Regions from separate parts of the Homo sapiens genome. Here region 2 is linked to region 1. A link is an interaction called in ENCODE POLR2A ChIA-PET data of the cell type or tissue named here. Cell type or tissue: Panc1. All regions are shown on one strand. Each heading gives the region's core, and the rest is flanking DNA. Links, peaks and the distances in the headings are about the cores only. Region 1 has its middle 23 kb from the start of LINC02606. Region 2 overlaps SPSB1 (splA/ryanodine receptor domain and SOCS box containing 1).

Region 1 (8,324 bases), core at 312-8,311:
GAGGCCGAGGTGGGCAGATCACTGAGGTCAGGAGTTCAGGACCAGCCTGGCCAACATGATGAAACCCTGTCTCTACTAAAAATACAAAAATTAGCTTGGTGTGGTGTCGCATACCTGTAACCCCAGCTACTTGAGAGGCTGAGGCAGGAGAATCACTTGAACCCAGGAGGTGGAGGTTGCACTGAGCCGAGATTGTGCCACTGCACTCCAGCTTGGGCCACAGAGTGAGACTCCAAAACAAAAAGTTAATATTGCAAATTAAACTTGAAAGTGAATTGTACTTCTAGCAATAACATTGTGAATAGTACAAAAGATAAGGAACTATTCTCCCAGTATTCAAAGCTGTTATCCAATTTAGCAAAAAAAAGTAAAGTTCCAATATATAGTTGTCCCTTGGTATCCCAGACCCAGCCACCCAGGTGGAAGAAGGAGCCCAGGACCTGGAGGACACAGAACAGTGGAGGTGTCAGGCCAGGCCTGTGAGGTTTGGAGCTGGACCTGAACAGGATGGGGCCTCCAACTCTATCACTCCCACCCACCAAAGGGCAAGCTGGGCCCTGGCAAGTTGCAGGCCGAGAGTTTGGAAGCATAGGCTCCAGGTGTGAGTTCAAACCCTGGCTGTGACATTTATTTATTTATTTTTTTATTTTGAGACGGAGTCTCACTCTGTCACCAGGCTGAAGTGCAGCGGCGCAATCTAGGCTCACCGCAACTTCCACCTCCCGGGTTCAAGAAATTATCTTGCCTCAGCCTCCCAAGTAGCTGGGATTACAGGTACGCACCACCACGCCCGGCTGATTTTGTATTTTTAGTAGAGACGGGGTTTCTCCATGTTGGTCAGGCTGGTTTTGAACTCCCGACCTCAGATCCTGACATTTATAAGCTTCAATCTTGGGCAACCACTTACCTTCCTTCCCTGAGCCCTTGTTGTCCCATCTGGACCCATTAGTTTCAGGACCCTCCCTTGGATACCAAAATCCACGAATGCTCAAATCCCTTATATAAATTGGTGTAGTAGTTGCATATAACCTACACATATCCTCTCGTATATCTGAAATCATTTCTACACTACTTATAATACCTAATACAATGTAAATGCGGTGTAAATAGTTGTTATACTGTATTGTTTAGGAAATAATGACAAAAATAAGAAGTCTGTACATGTTTGGTACAGATGCAACCGTCCATTTTTTTTGAATGAATATTTTAGATCCATGGTTAGTTGAATCCATAAATGTGAAATCCACAGATTTAAAGGGCCTGCCGAATGTCTTTTTTGTTTCACTGTTTCTTACTCATTGACATACATGAAAATGCCAATCAACCCTCATATTAGAATCACACTCACTCATCAATACCATGAGCTATTTCTGGGCCAGGCTCAGTGGCTCACGCCTGTAATCCCAGCACTTTGGGAGGCCGAGGTGGGTGGATCACGAGGTCAGGAGTTTGAGACCAGCCTGACCAACATGGTGAAACCCCATCTCTACTAAAAATACAAAAATTAGCCGGGTGTGGTGTTGGGCGCCTGTAATCCCAGCTACTCAGGAGGCTGAGGCAGGAGAATTGCTTGAACCCGGGAGGTGGAGGTTGCAGTGAGCTGAGATTACGCCATTGCACTCCAGTCTGGGTGACACAGCAAGACTCCATCTCAAAAAAAACAAAACAAAACAAAACAAAAACCAAAAAAAACTATGAGCTATTTCTTTTGTTGGGTCAGGTAGTAATCAAGCACTTATTTGTGGTAGGATTTATACTCTATGTTCACATATGTATGTGTACTCTCCCCCACCCCAACCTGCCCTCCAGATAGCTGGTTGTTCAGCATTTACCCCGCACAGCACAGAATGTGGCCATGGATGTGAAAATTCTTACCACAGAGACAGGGCTCCACGATGTCAGCTCAGCGATGGCCCTGTGGCTGGAACCCTTTGGAAAGGCGACATGTGTGTCTGAGTTGAGGTGGAAACTAGTTCTTTTTTTTTTTTTTCTGAGACTAAATCTCGCTCTGTCACCCAGGCTGGAGTTCAGTGGCATGATCTCGGCTCACTACAACCTCCTCCTCCCGGGTTCAAGCAATTCCTCTGCCTCAGCCTCCTGAGCAGCTGGGATTACAGGCGCATGCCACCATGCCCGGCTAATTTTTGTATTTTTAGTAGAGATGGGGTTTCACCATATTGGCCAGGCTGGTCTCGAACTCCCGACCTCGTGATCTGCCTGCCTTGGCCTCCCAAAGTGCTGGGATTACAGACATGAGCCACTGCGCCCAGCCAGAACTAGTTCTTTTACTTTATTTATTTATTTATTTATTTGAGATGGAGTCTCACTCTATCACCCAGGCTGGAGTGCCATGGCACGATCTGGACTCACTGCAACCTCTGCCTCCTGGGCTCAAGCAATCCTCCTGCCTCAGCTTCTCAAGCAGCTGGGACCACAGACATGTGCCACAATGCCTAGCTAATTTTTGTAGTTTTGATAGAGACAGAGTTTCACCATGTTGCCCAGGCTTGTCTCAAACTCCTGAGCTCAAGTGATCCTCTTGCCTTGGCCTGTCAAAGTGCTGGGATTACAGGCATGAGCCAATGTGCCTGGCTGAGTTATTTTACTTTATTTATTTATGTGTTTATTTATTTTGAGACAAGGTCTCACTATGTTTCCCAGGCTGATCTTGAACTCCTGGGCTCAAGCCATCCTCTCACCTCAGCCTCCCATGGTGCTGAGATTACAGGCATGAGCCACCACCCCTGGCCAGAACTAGTTCTTGTAATCATGGCCTGGAGGTCCCACTGTCCCTTCCCATGAAGACACCTTGGATGGGCGTGTTCTGGGCACAGGTGAGGTATCTGGGAACTCCAGGGGGGAGCCACCTGGTTTGGGCAGATCCAGTGCCCACCCATCTTGGGAGCTGGTCCAGGAACCCCAGGTTAACCTGGACTGAACAGGTTGGAAGGGCAGGATCAGGGCCTAGGTGACTTCTTGTGGTTGGGGGTCAGGGGAGGCCTTGAGGAGCACACTCTGAGTGAGCCCAGCCCAGCAGACAAAATTTGAGCTCTGGGTCATTTGCACTGAGTCATTTGTTCATTCGTTCAAACAGCATTCAAGAAGCATCGTTCAAACAGCATTCAAGAAGCATCTGGTCTGCACCAACACTGGGCTGGGTCACACAGCTCATTTATCTTTTTTTTTTTTTTCGAGATGGAGTCTTGCTCTGTCACCCAGGCTGGAGTTCAGTGGTGCCATCTCGGCTCACTACAACCTCCACCTCCCAGGTTCAAGCGATTCCCTTGCCTCAGCCTCCCGAGTAACTGGGACGACAGGTGTGTACCACAAATTTTTATATTTTTAGTAGAGACGGGGTTTCACCATGTTGGCCAGGTTGGTCTTAAATGCCTGACCCCAGGTGATCCACATGCCTCGGCCTCCCAAAGTGCTGGGATTACAGGCGTGAGCCACCGTGCCTGGCCATTTATCTTTCTTGATACTTAATATAGACTATTGTTACCTTTGCTGATAGTTTGTTGATACTGGAATGGATTGTTATGGATGATTACCATGTTCCAGACCAGGCTCTGTGGTGAACAAGGCTCTCATGGAGCTTGTAGTTTCATGGGAGATAATGAAGTAACCAGGAAATTCCAACATCGACCTGGGGTCTATGAATGGGCTTGGAAGAGGGGTGTCTGTAAATCCTCTGCAGTGGGGATTGTGTGTGTGTGTGTGTGTGTGTGTCTCAGGAGGGGGCTCCCAGGCTAGGACCTTCCCAAAGTCCAGACACAATTGTAATAGAGTGTAATCAGTGTGATGACAGGAAGTTCAGGGTGCAACAGACGGGCTGGGGGTGCGGGAGGGCTCCAAGGAGAAAGGCAGAGTGGAGAGCAAGAATATTCTTGGCGAAAGAAACAGGCCCTGGAAACTTGAGAGGGCTGCTGGAGTTGGTGGTGGTGGTTGTGGGGTGATAGCAGGTGCAGGAACAGACGGGCCTGATCAGGAAGATATGTAAATAGTGACTCTAAGCGCGGCTCTCTAGTTAAGCACATAAGCACATGTTGGTGGAGTGAAAATGATCAGGAGACAGGAAGCTTGCACCTGAACGTCTACAAGGGAGGAATGAAAGATTCTTGAATATCTGAGGACACCCTTCCTGGGGAATTTCATCCAAACCCCCTTCTTATGCCCCCTCATAGCTGAAATCCCCTCACAGTGTTCTGCACCCCTACCCCTTAGGTAGCTAGATTTAGCAAGTATACAGGTCACTCAGTTAAATTTGAATTTCAGATAATCCATAAATAACTTTTTTTTTTTTTTTGAGATGGAGTCTCCTTCTGTCACCCAGGCTGGAGTGCAGTGGCACAATCTCAGCTCACTGGCACCCCTGCCTTCAGGGTTCAAGTAATTATCCTGCCTCAGCCTCCCAAGTAGCTGGGACTACAAGTATGCACCACCACGCCCTGCTAATTTTTTGTATTTTTGGTAGAGATGGGGTTTCCCCATGTTGGCCAGGCTGGTCTCAAACTCCTGACCTCGAGTGATCCACCCACCTTGGCCTCCCAAAGTGCTGGGATTACAGGCGAGAGCCACGGCAGCCAGCCCACAAACAACTTTTTAGTGTATGTGCCGTACAACATTTGGCAACTCTACACTGCCAGCGCCTGCCTGAGCTGGTCCCTTGGCCAGCGTTCCCTCTCTCCAGCCATCCCTCTGGGTGGGTTAGCTGCTGAGTGAGATGGGCTGGGCTGAGCTCAGCATGAAAGCAGGAATCTGGGGTCAGAACCAGATGCAAGGAGGAGTCCAGGATCGGGAGGACACAGAGCAATGGAGGTGTCAGGCCAGGCCTATAAGGTTCAGAGCTGGACCTGAACAGGATGGGGCCTCCAACTCTATCACCCCCACCCACCAAAGGGCAAGCTGGACTCTGGCAAGTTGCAGGCTGAGAGTTTGGAAGTACAGGCCCCAGGTCTGAGTTCAAACCCTGACCCTGACATTTATAAGCTGTGATCTTGGGTGGCCACTTACCTTCCTTCTCTGAGCCCTTGTTGTCCCATCTATCAAACGGTAATATTAATACTAAACAGAGGTGGTTGTGAAGATTACAGGGGACATGGGGCACTCAGCACAGTGTCTGGTGTATCCTGAGTGCTCAATAAATGGTAGGCATGATCGTCACGTATGCTATTATGTATCTTTATACAATAATTATTTATGACAATAAGAAGTTATTATTCCTATAGACTGGACTTTTATTTCTGCTATCTTCCCAGCATCTAGAACGATGCCTAGAACACAGCAGGAGCTCAGCAATTATGTGCTGAAAGGCTACACGATGGCAGAACGGGCTTCGCCTGCAGGGAGCTGGTACGGGACCAGACACCCAGCATTTGGGAGGGTGGCCCATCCCACTCCCACGGACCAAACCACCCAGATTGCCCCAAGGATAAATAAACAAGACACAAGGGGACATAGAAACCCAGGCTGAAATGTGTGGCCTCCTTTCAGTTGAGTTCTGGGCAATCAGCTCCTTTCCAGCCTGTGACAGGAGGTGGGTGGCTGCAGGGGGCAGCTCTGAATCCTGACTCATGTCAAGGGCCTGTGAGGTGAACAGTCTTGATCCGTTCCTCCAAGGCAGACAGAGAGGAGCCAGCAAAACAAATGCAGGATGAGCAAGGCACAACTGGGTGTTCTCACCTGGCCCCACCTCTGCGGCTTCCACCACGCCTGGCTGGTATGGCCACAAGACGTCCCCAACACCCATGCCTGAGGACAGAGTACTGGCTCCATGGTTATTTGGACAAACACACCTTCAAATTCCTGGTACCCCATTGGAGATGCCCCACAGCCCTGGCATGTCTGAAAACCGAGCCCTTGACCTTCTCCCGCTCCAACCCTGCTGCTCCCTGGGTCTTCCACCTCTGTGAGTGGCACCTTCCTTCTCCCGGTTCTCCTGCCAGACAGCATGAGTTCTCTCCCCTCCCATACCCTCTTTCCCCATATCCTGGCTGCTCCTGCAGATTCGACCTCCTAAATACCTCCCAACTCTCTCCACGCCCATGACCACCCTCCGGGTCCAAGTGTGCCTTCCTTGTCGCCTGATTACTCCCTGCCACGACCTGGCCCTGTCCCCCAGCCTCGTCTCCAGCAGCAATTCCTGGGCATGGGCCCTTGCCGGGCCACCCTCGGTCCTTATGCACACTGTTCTCCCTGCTTTGCTAGGCTACTTCCTGCTCAGCCCACAGGAGTCTGCCTTCTGGAAGACCACTGAAATATTCAAAAGTCAGTTGCGGACACAATGACACGTCCCTTCTCAATATTTCAGCAGGTACCTTCCAAAATCAAGGACAGTCTCCTGCATGGCCAAAAGTCCATTTCCATACTCAGGAGTTTAGCTTTGATGCAGGGATATTATGTAACATGCAATCCATGATTAAATTCTCCAAAAGACCCTGAAAGCAGCTGCTTCTTTTGCTTTAATGCACGTTCCACTCAAGAATCACACACTGGGGCCAGGCACTGTGGCTCATGCCTGTAATGCCAGCACCTTGGGAGGCCGAGGCGGGCAGATCGCTTGAGGCCAGGAGTTCGAGACCACTCTGGCCAACATGGTGAAACCCCGTCTCTACTAAAAATACAAAAATTGGCTGGGTGTGGTGGCTCACGCCTATAATCCCAGCACTTTGGGAGGCCAAGGTGGGTGGATCACCTGAGGTCGGGAGTTTGAGACCAGCCTGACCAACACGGAGAAACCCTGCCTCTACTAAGAATACAAAATTAGCCAGGTGTGGAGGCACGCACCTGTAATTCCAGCTACTAGGGAGGCTGAGGCAGGAGAATCGCTTGAACCAGGGAGGTGGAGGTTGTGGCGAGCCGAGATCGTGCCATTGCACTCCAGCCTGGGCAACAAGAGTGAAACTCCGTCTAAAAAAAAAATACAAAAATTAGCCAGGCGTGGTGGTGCACACTTGTAGTCCCAGCTACTCGGGAGGCTGAGGCAAGAGAATCACTTGAACCTGGGTGTACCTGGGAGGCAGAGGTTGCAGTGAGCCAAGATTGTGCCACTGTACTCTAGCCTGGGCGACAGAGGGAAACTCCGTCTCATAAAAACCAAAAAAACAAAAAACAAAACCCCAAAAAGAATCACACATTGCATTTGGTCGCACGTCCCTTTAGTCCTTGTGAATCCCCCCGCAGCACCCACACTCCTCACTGGGGAGCTGCAGTCCCCTGTGTACAGCGGCTTCCTGCACCACCTGCGTTCCCTCTGGACTGCAAGCTCTTGAGAGCAGAATCAAACCTGTCTTGGGTTTGGTGGCCTCTCCACCGCCCCAGAGTGCTTGATGTATGGAATATTCTTTGAAGTAGAATTGAGGAGATGACACAGATCCTGTGTGCTCATAACCGTTCTTTGCTTTCATGATAAAATCTGTCGTCCAGTAAAGAGGGCTACAGTTGTGGTGTTTTTTTTTTTTTTTTTTTGAGATGGAGTCTTGCTCTGTCGTCCAGGCTGGAGTGCAGCGGCCCCATCTCAGTTCACTGCAACCTCCGCCTCCTAGGTTCAAGCAATCCTCCCACTTCAGCCTCCCAAGTAGCTGGGATTACAAGCATGCATCACCACGCCTGGCTAATTTTTTTATTTTTAGAGACGCGGTTTCACCATGTTGGCCAGGCTGGTCTCAAACTCCTGACCTCAGGTGATCCACTCGTCTCAGCCTCCCAACGTGCTGGGATTGCAGGCGTGAGCCACCATGCCCAGCCGTGCTGTAGTTGGGTTTTAATTCAAACTCTCCCTCAGCCTAAACTGTGGAAAGTGTGAAAGTGTGGAAGGAGGAAAAGCAGCTTATCTTTGCCTGGCATGTTGTGTTGGCGTGAGATGCGATGTCCTTTTCTAGCGTGGAGAAAGGACAAGACACCCAGGCAGAGGTGTAGGGGGAAGGGCAGGGGGGGCCAAGGTGGCAGCTCCTTTCTGGCTCTTTCTGAGCCAGGGCCTCTGATGTTGCCCATCCTTCTGCACTCAGGGTCATTCCCAGGAGGTCTGGGGAGTTATGGTGAAAAGGAGCAGGCGAAGCAAGGAGACAGAAAATGCCTTCTGAGTTATCAGCCTGCGGGGGCCATTCGGTCCCCAAGGCCCTCTCACTGGCACAGAGCGCTATACGCTGGCTAGAAAAACAACAGCCTGGACGGGGTCTTTGGAGGGGCAGGAAGGCCCACATGGCCCTGCGAGACGGAGAGGTCATTAAAAGTCACCAATATTTATTGACACAGCCATGACTGTTCCTGGGACAGCTGTGAATCAGAGGAACTGCCGGGAATAACATTCAAAGGCCAGACTCACA
Region 2 (8,324 bases), core at 317-8,316, 87 kb after region 1:
CAGTGACTCCATGGAGGGCACATCCACTGCTGAGCGCCCCGCCAAGGGGCTGGGGCCAGAGAGGGGCCCAGTGGAGCCACAGCCCCCCTCGGCTCGGCGGGAACTAGAATGTTTCATCCAGACGCTCAAAGCCGCCAGCCCAGCCAGGGCACTTCGTGAGAGCGAAAAGGCTGAGTGCCGGGACAGAGGCCCCATGGATACCCCCCTCCAACATGGCAGCAGGAAGGAATGTCCGGCAGGTGGCTGCAGAGGCCGCAAAGTCCTCGAAGGCCGGAGCTGGGGAGGGGCGGCCGCCTGGCCCGTCCACCACCAGCATCAAAGAGTGACAGCCAGACACTGTCACCGTGGGGAAGGTCACATCTGGGTCAGTGCTGGCGGCACGGGAAGGGAGTGACCTATTTCCAAGGCCCATTCAGGAACCTCCTTGCAAGCCCAGACGTCTGACGCAGCCAGACAACAAAAAAAGGGGCTGAGAAGAGCGTCCGGGCGGGTGGGGTGGGTGCGGGCTGGAGGTGCCTGGTGACCTAACGCAGCGCTTCCCTACACGTCAGGGCTGCCTGCCCCCGCTGACCATCAGACCGGCCAGAACAAGACCCAAGCTCCAAGTCAACATCCCTCTCCGACACCTGCCACCTTGTGTGCTGGCTCTCCTCAGCCTCCAGAATATTCCAGCCACAGTGGAACCTGCAGGTGGTCCTGGCCTCCCCAGAATCTGGCCCAAGATTCTCCCCACACCACCTCCCACCTCTGTCCGCAACGATGCCACTTCTCAGGGGCTTGAAAGAAAACTCATCAGCTACGAACCCTGAGCCCTCATCATGATTGCCATCCCTCCTCAATTAACCATCAGATTAGGGCTTTAAATGCCTCTGGCCAAGGGCCCAGTAGGTGACAGATCGTGCAGGTGAGCAGGCGCCTTTTGGGACAGGAATAACAAAAGAGAATCTGCTGAAAACGTGCAAAAATGAGAGCGAGGCACGGACTTTGGAGCTGACAACCCTGCGTTCTAATCCCAGCTCTGCCCTTACCGGCTATAACCTGAGAGACTTTCCGAACCTCAGTTTCCCCACCTGCAAACCGAGGCTAATAGCCCTGTCTCACTGGGATGATGTGGGGATTAGAGGAGACGATGCTGGTACTCTACTCAGCCTGATGCATTTTTAAGTGCTGATTAAAGAGAAGCCACAGAGGTGAGTCCAAGGCAAAGACGGAGCCAGCCTCGACCACCAGGAGCTAAGTCCTGGGAATGTGGGTCGTTAATAAAGAGCCATTCAAGCCCCTTGCAGGATGGGTGCTCGGGGAGTGCACATATTTACATCACCTGCCCAGTGTGATTCCCAGGTACACATCACCTGGGGATGGTTGGGCCCATCTATAAAACAGACATTGTGGTTGTCCCCCACAGGGTTAGAGGTGACTGGAGAGCCCAGAGCAGGATCACTCGTCAATGGCACCTACGGGTATTAATCTTGCTGCTGTCATATTCCCCACCCCACTCTGCCCATAAAACACCACCCAAGATACTTCTGCCACTGAAGAGCCTCTCCCGTGGTCTCTGCGGTGCCCCTGGCCAGTCTCCCAGCCTCTCAGAGTCCTCCTCCTCCACCGACTCAGAGTCATGTGATTCACATCTTAAGATCTCTGCCATCAGGCTGGTCCTGGAGTCAAGGGCACATTACAGTGACAATCAGCAGCATTTTTTTTTTTATTTAAAGGTGAAGCTCACGGTCGACGGGTCTCAGATGTGATGAAACACAGCATTAGCGAGCTGCCTATGCATCGGTCTCCCTCACTGACTCATCAGTCTCTCAAACACCCTCTTCCCCGTTCTGAGCTGAATCCTTGGCACGCAGTAAGTGTTCGGTAAAGGTCTGGAGAACAGAACTGCTGAGACACTTCTCTATCGGGCACCAAGGTGACGAATAACGGGTCAGGACAAGTTCCGTAAAATCACACAGGATCCGCTCTCTCCCAAGAATGGGCCCTGGAGCTCGGAGCCCACCCCCTGCCATCGGGCTGTCTAGAGCTCCACCACACACACGGGCTTTCTCTGTAAGGAGTTCTTCCTTCACCCTGGATGTGCCATCAACCCAGAAACTCGACGCTCGAAGGAGTCAGCTAAGCCCCAAGAATGTAAATGTTTAAGGCCCACCGCCTGAGACGCCTCTGCAGACTAAACTAAGAAGGTTTAAGAGCTTTTTCCAGCTTTGTGTTTTGGGGGGATTTTTTGGTTGTTGTTTTCTTTTCGGGGGAGGGGTAGAAGGAAAAGGCTGAAAGGGAAACAGGACTATTTCCAGTACCTGTAATTACACGGCTGCCTTTTCCAGCCAGAATCCCCCGCACAGCAACTCCCACTGCCTTGGCCTGGAGAGTGGCAGCCAGGGACTCGGGAAGGAGATTTTAAGCAGGGGAGGGGGACCTTCCACTGGAGCCTGGCAGGGGGAGGGGTTTGGCCCCTCCCCATCAGGCCAGCCTTTCGTGGCCAGAGCTCACTCTAACTCCATCCTGCTAAACCCGGCGCAGGACGTTGTAGCTTCCAAACCACCAGTGACATAAATTTAAAATCCCCCACGAGGAAACAAGAAACACGGAGTCACCCTCCAGGCACCTTCAAAAGGAAGGTCGTGGCCAGCCAGAGCCGAGAGAGGCGAGCCCGGGGTGCAGTCACGACCCTAAGTCACCAGGGTAGGGCAATGTCTAGAAAATGATCAGAGATTTGGGGCAAGTCAGTTTCTCCTGCTCCATTGCTCCAAATACTTGCAAAATGGAAGAGAGGGCTGCGTGCTTCCTCTGTGTATCAAGGAACAACTTAGATGCACGGAGCGAGGCCACTATACACAAAACATCTCAGTAGCAGCGTGCTATGGAACGCCAAGGGAAACGGCTTCTCCCAGCCCTCGAGAGGCCTCCCAATCAAATGGCGGAGATGGGGCCACCCCATATCTGCACACACGTGGGGCAGGGCAGGGGGAGGAAAGGTGAAAGGAGGCAAAGTCCCCGGGAGCTTTCAGCCATCTGGCTGGGATGGAGGAGGCGACACAGACACAGAGGACAGTCCCGGCCCAAGAGGCAATAATGGCTGATGACCGCCCTGCAGTCTGTCTTGGTCGAGCTGCAACCCCCTGCCTAGAACAATGCTTGGCACACAGTGGGTGCTCCGCAAATATCTGTAGAAGGAAGTTTCTGCCATGCAAATTTAGGAGGAAGGCAAAGAGAAACTATAGTGGGGGGTGGGGCCGGTGAGAAGCAGACGCCTGGACACCTGGGGTCCCTGGCGGCCTGCCCTGAGCAGGTGAGTCTAGCTGCACACACAGCAAGAGTCACCTGGCCCAGGGGGCTCGAAGCACAGACTCCCCTCCACCCCTGAGAAGTCGAGGGTCCTGCCTCTGACCCCAGGGACCAGGCCTGCAGGTGGCCAGCTCAGGGGCCGGCTATGGTCCTCCCAGGAGGTCTGGGGCTAGATAGGCGGGGAGGCTGCTTCCCACCTGCAGCCAGGTGGCGACTGGCTGGGCCAGCAGCTCCAGTGGCCACAGAAACAGCGGGTGTGGATGTGAGGGCTCACTCAAAGGCTCATGGAACCAGTCACCCCGCCACCCCAGGCCGACTTCCCTGTAGTACCCTCCCTTCACTACAGCGGACCTTTGGGGGCTGCTCTGCACTGCAGATCTGGCCGGGCCAGACGAGCAGGCTTGGCCTCCCGCAGCATCCTCTGCACCAGCCGGAACGGAATACCAGCCCGGTACGGAACATCAGCCACCGTGAGACACAGCATGCGCAGGCCAGAGGGCCTGACCCAAGCGCTCCCCACCTCCTCCACTCGACTTCAGCGGGGAGCACAGTGGCCCAGGAGTCCCACAAGGAAGGCATGGGGACAGCAGGGCCTCGGAGCCTCTCATCCCACCCCTGTACTTTGAGATCCTAGAGGGAGGAGAAGGAGGAAGAGGAGGGAGGAAGGAGGAGGGAGGAGGGAGGAGAAGCAAAGCACCTGACCTGTGGGGGCTGGGTGTGTTCCCCGCCTTGGTGAGCAACATGCCACGGCCAGGGCAGCGCACACATGTCCACATGCTGACCCGCAGCCCACAGTGCTGCCTGCCTTGGTGCCCTCCCTGTGCCACCCCCCTGGTCCCCCCACTTCCCAGGTCCTACCTCCTCTTTTGTTGTTGTTACTGTTGTTTTGTTTTTTTTGAGATGGAGTCTCACTCTGTTGCCCAGGCTAGAGTGCAGTGGTGTGATCTTGGCTCACTGCAACCTCTGCCTCCTCCCAGGTTCAAGCAATTCTCCCACCTCAGCCTCTGGAGCAGCTGGGATTACAGGGGTGCGCCACCATGCCCGGCTAATTTTTTTGTATTTTTAGTAGAGACAGGTTTCGCCATGTTGCCCAGGCATGACCTCAGGTGATGTGCCCGCCTCAGCCTCCCAAAGTACTGGGATTACAGGTGTGAGCCACTGCGCCCGGCCCTACCACGTCTTTAGGACTCACTGCAGGACACCGCAGGCTGGACTCCTCTTTTGTCACCCTGTGTTACAATCACCAGCTCATGTGACTGTCCCCCACTATATGCAGTGAGTCCTTGGAGACAGGGACCCTGTCCTGCTGTACATCCAGAGCCTGACAGAGGCCCTGATCTGAGTGAGCTGCCCGAATTGCTGAATGGACAGAAGAACAACCCTCTGAATGGTGGAAACAGCTGCCTCCGAGGCACCAGCCACACGGTCTGGCTTTGGTCAATCCTGCACGATTCCGCAAGGTAAGTCTCACACCCATTCTTACAGATGTGGAAACCAAGGCTCAAAGAGGCTGAGTAACTTGTCCAGGATCCAGGTTGGAAGCCAGATTCCAAACTCAGGGTCTTCCTTGGATGCTGGAAACCTGGGAGTGGAGGAAGGAGGGTGGTCTTGAGGACAAAGAGGAACATGGCAGGGGGGCTTCGTGGGCGATAGGAGAGGACGCTGTCCCCATTCCCTGTCTGTCCGCAAGGCAGCCTGGAAATGCTGTGCCTCAGGCAGGGTCCTACACTGTCAGCCAAGAAAGCAAGGAGGCAGAGGCCGGAGAGAACAACCAGCAAGGGAGGCGTGGGTGGGCAGAGACCCAAGCGGGCGGAGGACCCGTCACTGTTCTGCTGCCGGCTGCATTCGTGGTGGAGGATCTGGGGGCATCATGGGCCTCCGGGTGCCCACACCCACCTTCCCCCACTGCCTGCTGTCAGCCCAGACCCCAGGGCCCCACCCTCACTGGGCCACAGGGAACGTCATCTCTCCCTAAGCTGCAGCTTCCCAGAACAATCGCTGCGTTTCCCCAACCTGCCCGGAAAGGGGAATGAGTGCAGCTGCTTCCTCTCCCCACCTGGCACGTCACCAAACCTGCGACTGTCCACCCAGCTTCCTCTGGTTCCACAGATGCTCGGGCCGAGCCTGGCACACAGGGGCCCTTAACAAACTCGCGGAGCGAATGGTGTGCCAAGGAAGCAAGAAACTCCCACCAAAGCGACCCGCCAATCTGCAGGGTCTCAAAAAAAAAAAAAAAAAAATTGGTTCCCTCGCCACCGGAAATCACCTACATAAGGCTCTGAAACTGTCTTTTCTGGCCAGGCACGGTGACTCACGCCTGTAATCCCAACACTCTGGGAGGCCAAGGAGGGTGGACTGCTTCAGCTCAGGAGTTTGAGACCAGCCTGGCAATAGGGTGAAACCCCAACTCTACAAAAAATACAAAATACAAAAATATATATATATCTGGGCGTGGTAGTGCATACCTGAGGTCCCAGCTACTCAAGAGGCTGAGGTGTGAGGATCCCCGAGCCTGGGAGGCAGAAGCCGCAGTGAGCTTTGTCCCCAGCCTGGGTGACAAAGCAAGACTCTGTCTCAAAAACAAACGACAAAAAACCTGTCTGTTCTCACCTGGTGGTCTGAAAATCTCTACCACACGCCCCCACACCCCTTCTCCCAGATACCTAAACCAAATCCTGGAGTCAGATTGATTTCGGTGATGACTTTTATCAAGCACTTACTATATACCGGGTATCATCAAAGCTCCCAGTGGTTTTGCACACACATGCCACCTTCCGCCAGTGACATTTATTCCCTTCTTCCCTTCCTCCTCCCTCTCCAGTGCTTACACATCCCAAGGCCCAGTTTCAGCATCACCTCCTCCAGGAAGCCTTCCCAGATTCACCTGCTGAGAGTAAACCCTGATCCCCAAGGCCAGAACCTTGCTGGCCTCTAAGCACCTTTCTCACCCTCTGCCTAGTATAATATATTATTTGTGAGTTCTCTCTTTCCTTCGCGAGAGCACCGGAAGCAAACCCTCACAGGCCAGGTTAAGGATTCTAAATTCCACCGTGTGTTTCCACTTGGAAGCAGGAAGGTGCATCCAAGGTGAGGCCTGGCCCTGCTACGGGGCCTGGGATCTCTGCGATCAGAAGGAGAGCACCAGGCAGCTCCCTCTACCCGGGGGCACTCTTATACCCGCATTTCACAGATGGAAACTGAGGCTCAGAGAGGTCACAAGGTCCGGCCAGGTCATAGGAGCAGGGAGAACCGAGGTGGAAAGCCAGCCACCTCCCAAGCTGGGCTCGAAGCTGCTGCGGCCCCCAGACCCAGACCCAATGCCGCTTCCGGGGCGGTCTCCCCTGGAGAAGCAGCCGTGGTCCTGACGAAGGCCCGTGCCGCGCCACAGGAATCCGGGAGTCACGGCTGACCACCTGCGCCTGTGCCCCAAGATGGCGGGAACGGGTGGGCTCTAAGGTAGCAAAACGCTCCCAGCCTTTCGTAAATGGCAGCCCCTGAACCCGCTTCGATCAGCCCCCCCCTCCTCGCCATCCAGCACCTCAAGGCGTGATGCCTGGCCCAGCAGCAGCCCCCTAGGACCCTGCCCTACGTGCCCATCAAAGTCTGCTCTGCTTGCTGAGTACCAGTATCACCTGGTTGAGCCCGTGTGGGGACACACACACAAGCACATATGCACACACATAAATACACGTGCACACATGCCCCTCCCTTGTGCCCCAGGGGCTGTCTCTCACCTCTGCCCTAGCACAGTCTAGCATGCCAAGGGACGCCCCCATCTCCAACTCACCCAAAGCAGGTGACTCACCCACAGGGAGGGTCTCCTTCCCAGGCCAGGTCTCCTGGGGGTGCCGGAGCCCCAGGGTCAGGGAGGCCGGCTGTCTGACCTGGCACCTTCCTCTTCACCCAGGTCCCCACCCCCTGCCAGCCCAGGGCAAGGCTGAGTCAGGAAGAACACAGGACCACCGTGGTGCCCTCAGCAGGACCCGGAGACCACTGTGCCGCTGCGGACCCACCACCTCCCTGACCTTGGGCACCTGGTCCCAGTTTGCAAATGACTAAGCAATTTCCACCTCTGAACCCGTCTGCCAAGAGGCCCCGCTGGCTGCAGAACTGCACCAGGATGCCCGGAGCCGCACGCGTGAAACCCGTAACTGGCGAGCCCTCTTCTTGGGAAAGAAAACTCCATGTTTTGTTTTGTTTTGTTTTGTTTTCCCCTTAAATGAAACAAATCCACCCACATAGTTACTGGAAACTCAAGCATGTGAAACTGAACCGTTTGCAAAGAGAATTAGTCAGCAACCTTGTGAGCAGTGCGGTCCCTCCGTAGGTGGGGCTGCCTGTGCTCCTGAGGCCCCCCACCAACTCCCCACTCAGTGTTCTTTGCTGCACGTGATGCCCTAGTAGAGGGTCGAAACCAGGCTGCATCCCACAGGTGGAGGGCAAGGTCACTGGCATCAGGCCAAGGGTGCCATGCACATGTCACTGTGGGCCTCAGAGTGTGCATCACTCGATGGTTAGAAGCTGCAGCTCAGGAGTCACATTCACATTCAGCTCCCACCCCGTCATGTGACTCGAGCCTCTCCAGGTCTTGGTTTCCTCATCTGTAAAACGGGGAGAGCAGAAACCACAAGGTGTGTGTGTTGTATTGTAAAGACTTGCGTGAGACAACGACACAAGAAGCTTTGTGCCTGGTACCCAAAAGGCAGCCACAAAGTCCTGACTGCTGCTGCGATGCCTTCCTGTGGGAGAGCTAACGTGGGTGGGCAACACTGGCACGGGGCTGTGTCCCTTGGAGCCAGTACGGGGTCTTTTGTCGCAGTGGAATCTGCTGAGCTGGTTCCCAGCCCTACTGCTTTGTCCGTGATGCGGCATGGGGAGGCAGGCAGAGGGCCAGGCTGGGTGCCGGCAGGTGCAGCTCTTGTCCCAGCCCCGCTGAGCTTCTCAGCCTTGCCCTCCTCACCTCTACAGAGAGGGGAGATTCATCCCACAAGATGTTGTATTTTAAACCAGTGCAATGCTGTGTCTTTAAAAATAAA

What was found. Peaks named below come from ENCODE experiments on the same cell type or tissue, not always from the same donor. Only the 100,000 strongest peaks of a DNase experiment are listed, where the experiment ranks them.
Region 2: POLR2A ChIA-PET joins it to region 1 with 13 read pairs; 3 of 35 experiments call an interaction of 5 or more read pairs at or near these places.

The regions. Positions count from the first base shown.
Region 1 is chr1:9,401,961-9,410,284 of GRCh38, reverse strand. No RefSeq gene overlaps it. Among named protein-coding and RNA genes, the nearest start is that of LINC02606, 23 kb to the left of the region's middle. In Panc1, for the core only: no CTCF peak of the experiment used is centred there; a DNase peak (open chromatin) is centred at 8,254; H3K27ac peaks cover 7,081 bases.
Region 2 is chr1:9,315,042-9,323,365 of GRCh38, reverse strand. All of the region lies in intron 1 of SPSB1 (splA/ryanodine receptor domain and SOCS box containing 1), which reads right to left. Among named protein-coding and RNA genes, the nearest start is that of SPSB1, 26 kb to the right of the region's middle. RefSeq lists silencers at 162-456, 6,385-6,558 and enhancers at 4,678-5,222, 5,223-5,767, 4,581-5,780. In Panc1, for the core only: no CTCF peak of the experiment used is centred there; no DNase peak of the experiment used is centred there; H3K4me3 peaks cover 1,040 bases; H3K27ac peaks cover 6,984 bases.